Linked DNA regions of Homo sapiens: region 1 is linked to region 2. Evidence: chromatin loops called from intact Hi-C (ENCODE). Cell type or tissue: right lobe of liver. All regions are shown on one strand. Links, peaks and the distances in the headings refer to the core of each region. The heading gives the core; the rest is flanking DNA. Region 1 overlaps RSPO4 (R-spondin 4). Region 2 holds the start of C20orf202 (chromosome 20 open reading frame 202).

Evidence for each region. A loop is a pair of places that touch in the nucleus more often than their neighbours do. Peaks named below come from ENCODE experiments on the same cell type or tissue, not always from the same donor. Only the 100,000 strongest peaks of a DNase experiment are listed, where the experiment ranks them.
Region 1: a loop joins it to region 2, with 2.4 times the contacts of the local background. A loop is called at or near these places in 42 of 110 quality-filtered maps.

What each region holds. Positions count from the first base shown.
Region 1 is chr20:963,853-966,352 of GRCh38, forward strand. RSPO4 (R-spondin 4) reads right to left here. Exons shown (of 5, transcript NM_001029871.4): 4 at 83-268. Among named protein-coding and RNA genes, the nearest start is that of RSPO4, 37 kb to the right of the region's middle. In right lobe of liver, for the core only: no CTCF peak of the experiment used is centred there; no DNase peak of the experiment used is centred there.
Region 2 is chr20:1,198,853-1,209,920 of GRCh38, forward strand. C20orf202 (chromosome 20 open reading frame 202) reads left to right here and starts at 4,602. Exons shown (of 2, transcript NM_001394958.1): 1 at 4,602-4,799; 2 at 8,017-10,224. The coding sequence starts at 4,734. The coding sequence ends at 8,250. In right lobe of liver, for the core only: no CTCF peak of the experiment used is centred there; no DNase peak of the experiment used is centred there.

The sequences.
Region 1 (2,500 bases), core at 1-2,500, 240 kb before region 2:
ATTTGTGGGGCAGTGATCTGAGTCCGCCCTGTCCCTGTGGGCCTTTCCCACCGCAGCCTCGTGTGCCTGTCCTGGGGCTCACCTCCTGGGCAGGGCCTCTGGATGGGACATTTCCTTGACTCAGAAAGCACCTGGCAGGTGGCTGCCTCCTCATGCCCAGCCCGGCCAGCCTCTCGTACCCGGCTCTCCAGGCCCCAAGCCGAGCCGCAGGTCTTTCCATTGTGTGTGCAGGGGCTCCAGCCGCCCCAGGGACCCAGTTCACACTCCCCTGTGGGGTGAAAGGAGAGACAGACAGACAGACAGACAGGGTCAGCCGGCAGTGAGGGTCCTTCAGATCCAAGGGCAGGGTTTGAGGGGTTCAGTCCTCTGAAGACTGAAGACACCACTTCCACCTGCTAGGAGCAGAGTTATTTATAAGAGCCTGGAATGAGAGCGAAACGAATGCATGCACAGACTAATATGGGCCTGAAGCCAGAGCGGCCGACTGTCTAGCTTTAAAGGAAAGGCTTCCTGGAGGAGGTGATGTATGAGTTAAAGGGAGAGAGGGGAGCTCGTCAGGTGAGAAGAAGGAAGCCCATTCCAGGCAGGTGTGCAAAGCCTTGGGAGCCCGGCCCACCATGTTTGGGAGATGGGGCAGCCTGAGTTGGGAGTCAAGTCTCAGGAAGGCGGGGACAGGAGAGGAGGCTGGAAGGTTGCCTGGGAAGCCCTCAGGACCAGGACACAGGTTTTAAACTTGATCATGTGTCTTTGATCAACTTTGGAAGGAAGAAAAAGGAGGCCATGGACATAAAAGTTCTTCATAGGGGGTAATAAAAATACATATATACATGTATATATATATATACACACACACACACATATATATATACACATATATATACACACACACACATATATATACACATATATATACACACACACACACATATATATATACACATATATACACACATACACACACACACACACACACACACACATATATATATATATATACTTTGATTATTTTAAAAGTCCATGAGAAGTAGGCACAGAATATGGGTAGCTATGAATACTCCTATTTTGTAGATTTGGACACTGAGACCTAGAGCAGAGGTTTGCTAAGGGAACGCAGCAAGAGGCTCACACAGCAGACACAGCAAGCTCAAGACACAGTGGGACCCAGACCTTGCTAGATACACACATTTGACAAGTAAAGACTGAGCACCCAGTGTATGCCAGGTGCTATTCTGGGTGCTGAGGGAGCAGCAGCAGACAAGACAGCCCAGGGTCTGCAGGCCTCCTGGAATTCACCATCTGGACACCGCCGTGATGAGGGAAGTGCAGGCACCGTGGGAGCCCAGAAGCAGCATGGGTTGGGTTGTAGGGGAGGAAACCCCTGGACTGGGTCTTGAAGTGGGGGTGGGATGGCGGGGAAGGGGAGCCTAGCCAGGCTCAGGGAGGGACGGGAGGTGCTCCAAGTGAGGGCATAACCCCAGCAGAGTCCCCAGGATGATTTGGCCTGGAACTGGGCAAGCCGGAGAATAAGCTCAAACTGAGGAGGAAAAAAATGATGGGGGTGGAAAGGCTGGCAGATGGGACAGATTGCCCAGGGCCTGGGTGGGCTCCGCCCAAGGGCAGTGGGAGCCACTGAAGGGTCCTGGGAGGAAAAGAAATTGAGCAGACTATCATTGTGAAATACTCCCTCTGCTGTTGAGTGGAGACTGGGCTGGAGGGACTGAGAACCAAGGCGGGAGACGGGCAGGAGCTGTGGCCAGAACCCTGGCGATAGGCAGGGGGTGGCAAGAGGGTGGGAAGAGGGCGGCACAGAGGACAGAAACAAATGGGTGGGGAGAAAGGGATGAGCTGAATGGTGTGGGTTTGGGAGCTTCGTGCTGCTTCATTTTCACCCCAAAGTTCTTCCTACCACCCAAAATATTATGCATTTGTTCTCAGGTGTCGCTTCTGTCTCTCCACTGAAATGTCATGTCCTTGAGTGCAGAGGCTTTGTCTGTTTTGTTCTGTAATGTGTCTCCAGCACCTAGGAAAGTGCCTGGCCATAGCAGATGCTCTAGTAGATATTTTCAGAGTGAATAAATGAACAGATTGGATTGAATATAGGGTGAGGGAGAGAGAAGAGTCAACAGCGATGTCTGCATCTCGCGCATGCCACCCAGGGATCAGGGAGCTGGTTATTGAAACCCAGAGGAAACCCAGAGGGAGCGTTAGGTGGGGGATGGTGGCAGTGGGAGTGGAAAGAAGGCACCCAGAGGGCAGTGGAGGTGAGGATCAGCTGCTCAGGGAGGCTGGAGACACGGAGTCAGGGGCCATCAGCAGCTGGAATGACCATGAATGTGAGCCCGGAGGGAATGCGTGGGCAGAGAGGCACAGTGTAGATGAGAATGCCAAGGAGCAGCCTAGTGCAGGAACGGGAGGGCTCACAGGCAGGAGTGTGACAAGGAGCTGTTAGGAAATAATCAGAGCAGTAATAACACTGATACTGACACGTACTGAGCATCTA
Region 2 (11,068 bases), core at 4,881-7,380:
CCTGTGGCCCCACTTCCACGCAGTGCTGTCTTCCGGCACAGAATTGTGAGTCTCACTTCATCATCCCTCCATAAGTCCACACACTTGCCAGGATCTCTTTGTAGCGGAGCATACATCCTTGCCCCTTAGCTTTGGGCTTGGCCATGTGACTAACTTTGCCCAATGGCACATGGCAAAAGCAACAGTGTGACAGTTCTGAGCTAAGCCTCAAGAGGCTTCCCATGGTTCCACTTGCTCTCTTCTCCTTTGCCAAGAGAATGTGCCCCAGCAGCCCTGTGATTCCAGGAGAAGGACAGGAGATCTGTGGAGCAGACTCAGAGCTGCAGATCTGCAAACATGAGCAATAATAAATGATTGTTGTTTGAAAGTATGGAGTTTTAGAGACATTTGGTACACAGTGTTCTAGTGGTAATCCAACCTCCCAATCTGTGGCAAATTCAACATGTCTGAGGGAAGATCTGATTGGATCCTCTGGTCACCACCCAAAATGCAGCTGCTCAAAAACCAGTCACCCATGAGCCAATGATCACTCTCCTGTCCAGTCTGTAGATGGCTGCTTTGGGCTGGGGCACTCATCTCGGCTCCAGGCAGTTGTCCCATGATTACAGGGCATGTGACAAAGCCTGGTGGCCTGTTTGAAGGAATCATCTCTGGCCCCTTGTGTTCAGAAGGGGTATAAATGTGGCAGAAAGGAGTTTCTCTGATTCTCTTGGGTTCTGAAAAGTAACAGCTGAACTACGAGAAATAGCACATAAGACTTTGTCTGCATGTGGCAGTCAGAACGATTCTCAAGCTGTAAACGCCAGGATATAAGAAATGTGACATTCCTTACAACTCGATTTAGTAACTATTTTGAGCCTCATTATGCCTAAGAGGGAAAAGACGAGGCCCAAGTTCACACAGACAGTTTGGCAGAGCTGGAGTTAGAACCCAGATATCCTGGCTCCTTATTACAATATCCCTTTTCCTGCCTCGTCAGTCTTATACTTGGAAGGAACTCCAGGTCCCATCTCCAAGCCAGTAGAGCCCCTACTCCAGTCTCTTTGATCATCTGGGCTATGCTTCTGCCCTCCATTGACTGAGCACCCACTGCTTGGAAAAATTCTAAACAACACCTTCCTCCTACTGAATCCCAGTCTGCTTCCCTTTGTCCTATACCCACTGTATAGGACAAAGGTAGTGATGTACAGCTACCGCTGTAGTGATGCAGGTGAACCCTAAAATTGGGGCTCAGTCAGGGGAGGTTCTTGGCTTCATAAAGGAAAGAATTCAAGAGTGAGCCAACAAAGTAAAGTGAAAGCAAAGCAAGTTTATTAGAGCAACAGAGTACAGGAAATGACTGCTCCATAGACAGAGCAGGGCTACCCCATCAGCACAGTAGCCTTTGTGGATTGCTGGCTGACTATATTAATAGCTACTTTTTATTATATGCTAAATAAAGGGTAGATTATTCACAAATTTTCAAGAAAAGAGGTGGGGTATTCCCCAGACTGGGGGTTCCTCCCCTTTTAAACCATGTAAGGTAAGTTTCAGGCATTGTCATGGCATTTGTAAACTGTCGTGGTACCGGTGGGAGTGTCTTTTAGCATCCTAATGAATTATAATTAACATTCCGTGAGGAATGAGGGCAACTAGAGGTTGCTTTCATTGCCATCTCGATCTTAGTTGGTTTTGGCTGCCTACTTCATGGCATCCTGTTTGAACAGATCCTGTTTTGATCAGTGGAGTTGTGACTGGGATTGTAACCAGTGCTCGGAGAACAAGTCTTGCTGATCTCCTACCTCACTAGCTCTGTCTTCTGGTGCTACAATAAATATACACTCTTTTCTCTTTAACTTATAAACACTTACTGTAATTTTAAGTTCTATAAATTCTATTGCATTCTTTTTCAAATCTGCCTGTTAAAAAGTGTCTCTTTTGGCCGGGCACAGTGGCTCATGCCTGCAATCCCAGCACTTTGGGAGGCTGAGGCAGGTGGATCACTTGAGGTCAGGAGTTTGAGATCAGCCTGGCCAACATGGTGACACCCCATCTCTACTAAAAATACAAAAATTAATTGGATGTGGTGGTAGGTGCCTATAATTCCAGCTACTTGAGAGGCTGAGGCAGGAGAATTGCTTGAACCTGGGAGGCAGAGGCTGCAGTGAGCCGAGATTGCACCATTGCACTCCAGCCTGGGTGACAAGAGTGAAACTCCTTCTCAAAAAAAGAAAAAGAAAAAAGTGTCTCTTTTTTTGTATGATTTTGATTCCTTCTTGTATGCCTCTTCTTTTCAAAATACTTTTCTTTTGAGACAGGGTGGAGTGCAGTGGTGCAATCAAAGCTCACTACGGCCTCGACCTCTTGGGCTCAAGCAATCCTTCTGACTCAGCCTCCTGAGAAGCTGGTACTACAGGCACGTGCCACCACACCTGGCTAATTATTGTATTTTATTTTGTTTAGATAAGGGGTCTTGCTATGTTGCCCAGGCTGGTCTCAAACTCCTGGCCTCAAGTAGTCCTCCTGCATTGGCCTCTCAAAATGTTCGGATTACAGGTGTGAGCCACCATACCTGGCCTCAAAATACTTTTAATTATCTTCATCTGAAGTTCTTGGGGGAAGGGGGTGAATGGTGTCTGTTGACTCTCATTTATGGTGAATGGCTTCCTTGTGTGTTCTTATATGAGTTCATCTTCAGGGGAGCTCTATCTGAGGATATTTTGTGTAGCCAGATTGAGGGCAAGTTTCCCTAAACTCGGCTGAGTTTGCTTTGCCAGTCATTTCACATCTTTATCTGGGGTCACTATGCTAATTCTTGGTTTGGAGTTTCTAGTGCATGTGAATAGAATAAATTTATATATATACATTTGCAGTCTCAGTTCACTGCAACCTCCGCCTCCTGGGTTCAAGAAATTCTCCTGCTCCAGCCTCCTGAGTAGCTGGGATTACAGGCGCCCACAACCACACCCGGCTAATTTTTGTATTTTTAGTAGAGACGGGGTTTCACCATGTTTAGCCAGGCTGGTCTCGAACTCCTGGCCTCAGGTGATCCGCCCACCTCGGCCTCCCAAAGTGCTGGTATTACAGGCGTGAGCCATCACGCCTGCCCAATAAATTTATATTTTAAAAGACCTATGTGAGAATAGAGTCTACATATTTTCATCGTAGCATTAATTTGATTGTTTGTTTCCAATGACTACTAGGATGTCAGCTCCAGGAAAGCAGGGCCTTTGTTTCTCTGATTTTGGTTGATAACCCCAGTGTCTAGAGCAGAACTCGGCACACAGTAGACATTCAATAAGTGTTTAGCGAAAGAGAGAATTGAATACCTGCTTCACGGTGTGATGATGTCAGTGGCATTTGAACCAGAGTAACTCCATCTTGAATAGGGGCTGGGTAAAATGAGGATGAGACCCACTGGGCTGCATTCCCAGATGGTTAAGGCATTCTAAGTCACAGGATGAGATCAACACAAGATACAGGTCGTAAAGACCTTGCTGATAAAACAATTGCAGTAAAGAAAGTGGCTAAATCTCACCAAAACCAAGATGGCCACAAGAGTGACCTCTGGTCATCCTCACTGCTACACTCCCACCAGCGCCATGACAGGTTACAGATGCGATGACAACATCAGGAAGTTACCCTATATGGTCTAAAAAGGGGAGACATGAATAATCTACCCCTTGTTTAGCAGATCATCAAAAAATAACCATAAAAATGGGCAACCAGCAGCCCTCAAGGCTGCTTTATCTATGGAGTAGCCATTCTTTTATTCCTTTACTTTCCTAATAAACTTGCTTTCATTTTACTGTATGGACTCCCCCTGAATTCTTTATTGCATGAGATCCAAGAACCCTCCCTTGGGGTCTGGGTTGGGACCCCTTTCCTATAACAATGGGAAGAATAAATGGTGTGTCAGGACTGTGTTTGCCTGCAAGTAGCAGAGTGTTCCATTAGACATCGGGTCTGTTTTCTCATATAGATGCTGTTGCCGAGTCAGGGGTGCAATGATTTCTAATGGCTCTGTGATTTTCTTGGGCTTTGTCTTATGGTCGCAAGACAGTTACCATAGCTCCAGACATTACATCCACATTCAAGGCAGAAGGAAAAGGGAGAAAGTAGGAGTAAAAGGGAAGCAGCAGTGACATTTTCCCTTTTGTTAGGAAGGTAAAAGTTTTTCTGGAAGCCTAACAGCAAATTGCTGCTTTGATCTCATTTGCTGGAAATGGGTCACATGGGGATTCCAGAAACAAGGAAACTTGGAAAGTGAGCATTTCCTTTATCTGGACTCTATAGATAAGTAAATGAGGACAGGGACTTGGGACACCCGTGGAGGTATATGCCAAATGAGACATATACATAGTTTATATGTAAAGCACAAAGCAAACCCTTAGAAAAGAGTGCCTATTTTCATAATAACCATATTGTTGCCATTTAAAGCTTTGCATTCTCTGTGATCCTGTTGGCATCACATATTCTTGGCTTCTGGAACAGCAGGCTCCAAGGTACTCGGACCCATAATGGTCTCCCTCCCTTCCTCCTTGTTCTGTTCAGAGCACTAAAGCCCTTTAAAAAAAAAAAAAAAGCCAGATTACATTTTTCAATGTGAGCTACTTCCTGCTCTCATTAACTCCATCTTCAGTGATTTGGCCAGAACCTGCTGCCAGTCTGAAAGAGTTGGGGGAATGTACAAGTCAAAGATCCCTCGGGCCCAGAACCAGGTCAGTGTCAAGGTCACTCCTAAGAACACTGAGATGAAAATAGCAGAAGAGCCCAGCCCGAGTCTTGGGCAGACCTTGGAGTGGCTGAGAAAGGAGCTGGTAAGGTTTTGCATTGCTTTTCCTTGATGCCCCGACTACATATTTTCCAAAGATCTCTGGTTTTCCTTCCCGGGTCCCCCCTGGGGCAGAGGCTGCAGGCTACGGTATGGACCCTGCAGTCTCCCCTCTGGGACCTACCACACAATGCACAATTGTGATCTCAGGTTCAGGGATAAGTAGGTCGTGGCCTATATGGGAGGTGCTGGGTGTGGTGCTGGCCAGACTGGTTTTAGAATGACACTGAGTCCTCCGTGTGTGCTGAGTCCTCTGTGTGGCTCTAGCAGGGGATTTATCTCTTTGAGCCTCAGTTTCCTTATCACAAAATGGGAATAACAATAGTACCAATATCATATGGGGTATTGTAAGGATTCACTGAAGAGATGCTTGTAATCCTCTTAATGAATACTTGGCACCGTGGTGCTGGCTATTATAACCCTGACCCAGATGGACATGCGTACACCCAATGTCTTAGCCTGGGTCCCCTAGAAAGCAGAGGCTTGGACAAGGATTGAGAAACTAGCACTTTATTTGGAAGTACAAGCCAAGGGTGGTGATAGGGAGGAACATAGGGTGTGGCAGCAGAGGCCAATGCTATGCCAGGCAATTACGCCAGACATTGTATTACCAAGCAGCCTACGGCTTCAGAAGTTGCCTTAAGGAGGCCCAGTGGGTGTCTCAGCAGCTGAGATGCTCTGCAGGGGTTGAAGGAGGAACTGCACATTGGGGGAGAGAGAACGAGAGGAAATTCATCTGCCCAGCTCGTTCCTGTCTCTCATTTCCCATTGGCAAGGGCCTCCCCCATGGAGCACTAACTCTCCTGACCCGATGTTATGTTACTTGGTCCTGTGGTTGCTGCTCAGGAAGCCAGGCTTATGCCTTTCATTATGGTATTTTCTCCAAGTCCGAAAAAAGAGGGGTGCCCCCAAGTGTGTGGGGACACCAGCCAGGAGAGAGGAGGCAGCTCAGGGAACCTCAGAAGAGGTTTGTTTCTCAATATACACACCTCTCATCCTGGGGAGAGACAGACAGGATTGTCCAAAAATGACCTTTCTGGGTTGCCAGGCAACAGGCCAGCTGGGACCCAACCCTGTCATCACCCCAGAGGAAGGGCTGACCCAGTAGGGTTTCTCATGGGACCAGGGAATTCCAGCAGCAGGGACTGCAGCTTCCCACAGTCAGCAGGCATCCAGCACTGGGCAGCTGTCTTCCTTATGCTCCCTGAAACTGTGGGTGCCTGGATGCCTCATCACCACCTCCGTGCTGGGAACCCCACTGTGGTCTTGTAGGCGCATACCCAGAAATATGTGCAGGAGGAAAACCCTAAAATCGAGAAAACACAGAGTGAATGTTTTCTGAGGAATTAGGAAAAAATGGGCCCAGGACCACTCGCTCTGCAGCCTGAGTCGTCCCAGTGTTCTGAGGGAGGCCGACTACACCTTTGCTTCACGTCTTTCCTTTTTTTTTTTTTTTTTGAGATGAAGCCTCACTCTGTCGCCCAGGCTGGAGTGTAGTGGCACGATCTCGGCTCACTACAACCTCCGCCTCCTGGGTTCAAGTGATTCCCCTGCCTCGGCCTCCCTAGTAGCTGGGATTACAGGCGCATGCCACCACGGCTGGCTAATTTTTTTGTATTTTTAGTAGAGACCGGGTTTCACCATGTTGGCCAGGCTGGTCTTGAACTCCTGACCTCAGGCAATCTGCCCACCTCGGCCTCTCAAAGTGCTGGGATTACAGGTGGGAGCCACTGGGCCTGGCCTCACATCTCTCTTTCTAGCTACATATTCTCTTGGCAGTGTTACTCATGCTTGAGTAGAGGATGCAGACTTGGTCTTCTTACTTGTAATCAGCTTGTCACAAAAATGAAAACACTATTTTTAGTGGGGAAATAATGTTCATAAGTATCTCTTGCAAAGAGAGACAGAGAAAGAGAGAGGCTGAGAATCTGTATATCTAACCATGTGTTGCCCCGACCAGCTTTGGAAGGAAAAACAGAAGCATTTGCAGTGGCTGCCTCTGGAGAAGGACGCTTGAGTTGAGGGATAAAGTGAGGTGGGTGGGAGAGACTTTTAAATATATGTCCTTTTGTAGCTTTTAAATTTTCTATCATGTGTTAAGAATTACTTAGTCAAAAAATAGAATTTTAACATTTTTAAAGAGAAAGCGAACTTTGGGAGCTGAGTTGAGAGGATCGCGTGAGCCCAGGAGTCTGAGACCAGCCTGGGCAACATGGCAAGACATTGCCTCTACAAAAAATAGCCGGGCATGGTGGTGTGCACCTGGAGTCCCAGCTACTCGGGAGGCTGAGGTGGGAGGATCAGTTGAACCCAGGAGCTCGAGGCTGCAGTGAGCCGTTATTGCACCACTGCACTCCAGCCTGGGCAACACAGTGAGACCCCGCCTCAAAAATAAATAAATAAATAAATAAACAGAAAGAAAAAGAGAGAAAATGTATGGGAAAAAATTCTCAGGAAAAAATGGGAGAAAGAATGGAGATGGCTGAAGATGACAGGAGAGTTCTAATGCAGCAGTTCTCAAACTTTTGGGTCTTAGGAACCCTTTATGCCCCAAAAAATTATTAAGGCCACCAAAAAGCTTTTGTTTACGTGAGTTATATATAACAATACTGACTGAATTAGAAGCCAAAGCTGAGACATTTTTAATATATTTACTAATGCATTCTAAAATAATAACAAATTCATAATATGTTAATAAAACATTACTTATTCAAAATAACTATATTTTTCAAAGCAAATATTTAGTGGGAAGAGTAGCCCCATTTTACATTGTTGCAAATTGCTTTAATGTCTGTCTTAATAGAACACAGCTGGATTCTCATAGCTGCTTCCTGCATTCAGTCTGTTGAGACATTACATGTCATTAGCTTCTGGAAAACTCCATGGTATGCTCATAAGAAAATGAAAGCAAAAAAAGGAAAATAACGTCTTACTATTGTAACCAAAGTAGTTTTGACCTCGCTGACCCCTTGAAAGGATTTTCCCATGGGCAAATTCATTCAGTCCTCATGAAAGCCTTGAAAAGTAAGCAATTTGCTTTCTGCTTTGCAGAGCAAGAAACTGAGGCATTGGTGGATACGGCTTCTGTGAGGCTGTGCGAATCACAAGTGGGCTGGTCTCCGATGAGACAGCGAGGGAAGGGGCTTGATGGGGAAACATCCAGGGCTCCACGCATCCCCTCACAGGCTCCTTCTCTCTCCTAGTCTGAGATGCAGATTCAAGATCAGAGTCTCCTGCTCACACTGAGGCATCTTCACAGTGTCCTGGAGGAGCTGCGTGCGGACAGCGCCCACTGGGAGGACGCCAGGTCCAGCGGAGGGACATCCCCCATCAGAGCTCGAGCGGGCTCCGAAGGCAGGGGCTGCCAGCCGGTTTGCTCAAGGGGTCTGGCCCAGCTCCTCCGAGGGGAAGACAGCAGACGAAGCTCTCTCCCTTAACTGGACGGAGATGACACTGGGCTTTAACACTCTCCCCATTAGTCTAACCTTTCACTGTGATATTTCAGGGGCAGAGTGTTGGAATGGGAGTCAGAAAGCCAGGGCTCTGGGTTCATTTCTGCCCTCATCTGCTGTGCATCCCTGGATCTGTCACTCAGCTTCTCTGTGTCTCTGGTTCCTTTTCTGTCACTTGGGATTTCTTGGTGAGGCACACATAAGGTATTGGATGTGAACACACTTTTCGACTGAAAACACAAATGTGCTCTAGTGCTCTGGCAAGCACCATGGCAGTAACCCTATCCTTGGGAATTTTTCACAAGGCAATTGTTAAAACAAAGAACTAGATGTGCAGTAATGGTTACCAAGTGTTGCTATGGTGAAAATTCCAACCCCTGTGTAGTGACTTAGTGGCTGTTTTCTGTCTTCCCAGGAAGCCTTCCCATTCCCCTTCATCTGATAACATATTAGGCCCTGTAACCACCCTGGCCATAGGCATGGGTATATTACCAGGCCTGGCCAATGATATAATTCATGGTTGCCCTAAAAAGATGATTGGCCCAATGGATGGTCATGTGAACCAACAGAGCCAGTCACCGACCTTCCCTGAGATTGCTACCTGGAAGCTCTTTCTATTACACTCAGGCTGAGGCTGCTGGTGGCCATGTTCCTACCAGGTAAAGAAGACCTGTCTGCAGTAGGAAGGAAAGAGGCTAATCTCCAAAGAGAAGTAGAGAGAGGGCCACACAACAGATGGACAGAGAGGAAGAGCGCTGGCTCTTTTTGGTCCCTGGTTTTAGGTCCTAGTTTTGTGAGTTACTCCTGCATTCTTTCCAGGGACCGAAGCCAGTCAATTTCACCCCCCAACACAGCCACACACATCAATTTGTTTTTGGTTAAGCTGATTTGAGCAGTTTCCCTCATTTGCAGCTAGAATGGTCTTGAGGAATATGATCCAGATGTTCAAAGAATCAAAGAGGAGAAATCAATATGAAAATGGCATTTCATTCAATGAGGGTTTGTGACAACAACCTCCGTAACAGCAGGCAACCAGGCTTGTGATACAGCAGAGACACTCAGTTGTGTGGGGTGCTGCAGTCATAACTGAAAAATTGTATCTGCCTATAAGAAAGACTAAAACAGAAAAGGTGAAAATAAAAAAGTCATGGTGTTAAGATGGTCTGATGATCGGTAGCCCTTTTTGTTTTTGAAAATCTACCTGTATGTTGCTAGAACATTGTTTTTATGGCTTTGAAAAAGTAAATCGATTGCATGTAGAGGCAGAGTGGAGGGGGTGCATTATAAGTATAATGTTTGTAGTCAGATCAACCTGTGATTTTTGTATTTGGTAATATAAATGATACCTGCTCTGTGATGCTGGAGCTGGGTCCCTGCAAAGCACCTTTTGGTGTTACCAGCTGCTCCCTGTTAGAGTTTGTTAGGCTTTGCCAATATACAGCATGGAGTTAGACTACAAGTCTAGAGGAGAGAAAAGGGGCTTGCTCCTTCTTCTTGTTTCCCTGTGGGCTTCCTGTTCCTATGAGCATCTCCCAGCAATGTTTCTTCACAACAGGCAGCAATTCCTTCATGAAGCACCAGACTTCTCCAGGATCCAGGTTCCAGACTCCTGGGGCCCCTTCCAGGAGCTCAGAGACATCAGCTTCAGATGCCAGTCCCTCCTCCCCTGAAGTGTGGGTCCCTGCCTTACCTACCTGGCCCTTTCCTGAGCTCAGAGACACCAGCCCCAGCTGAGCTGAGTTCCTTTCTCAGATAGCTGAATTTAAACTCCAGGGAATTCCTCCTGTAAGTTTTAAAGTTTGATAGTTTCTGCCTCTTTTCTTTGTTCCCTCAGCCCTGGAGATGGCAGATGCTTGCTGCAATTCCTACCTTAAAGTTCTTTTTATAACCTTTCAGTCACCCAGTTAACAACTTTATACCTAGTTAGCAATTCTTTATATTAAATTTTCTGTGTTAAAATAACTGGTGTGGTTTCTGTCTCCTACCTGTCCCAGACTGACACAGCTTTTTGCTATTATTACCAATTGCCACTGTAACCATTCTTGGTTACACTGGAAAGGCTAATGAATGGCACCTTATTATTGCTGCATGATTATGTTCTGATTTGTGAAACTATGACTATTACAAATGGACAAGCTGATTAGCCACTATTATCTTGAGAGACATCTGCCTGGCCATGCAAAGTAGAAATGACATTGCTCTCCCATGCCCGATGCTAATCACTAGCACCCTCTGCCTCTCCCTGATTTCCACATTTGGGCCCAAAGACCAAAAACCCCTGCCAACCCCTCCATCTCCAATCTGGGAAGATAGACCTAGAGCTCCAGAACCTGCCCTTCTGGTGGGATATTTGTTGTTCTCCAAGACCCTACATTTGGAACCAACGTTCACTTCCTGATCCTAGGTCAGAGAAAGCCAAAGCTGAGCCCAGATGCTGGACAAGGAGTTGGGATGGAAATTACATCTTCAGCGTTGGTCCTAGAGGTCTGGGTGGGAAATCATGGCCATGCAGGACAGTGAGCACCAGAGGGAGCATGTGGATCATGGTCTCAGGAAAACCCAGGGTTTTCTCTGCTAAGGCAGCAAAAACAGGACTGCACACCTAAGCCTAGCATCCAGGATGAAGAGAGGAGGGGACAGAGATGGAAAAAGGATTCATGAGGTCAGAAGCTAAAAATTTAGGAGCAAGAACAGTTCAAGATGTGAAACCTAGAGTGAGTCAGGGCAGGCAAGGCAGGGCTTACTTACACTGTGACTGATTAGAAATGATCTAATCTCTCACACCTTTACATGAGAGCCAGCT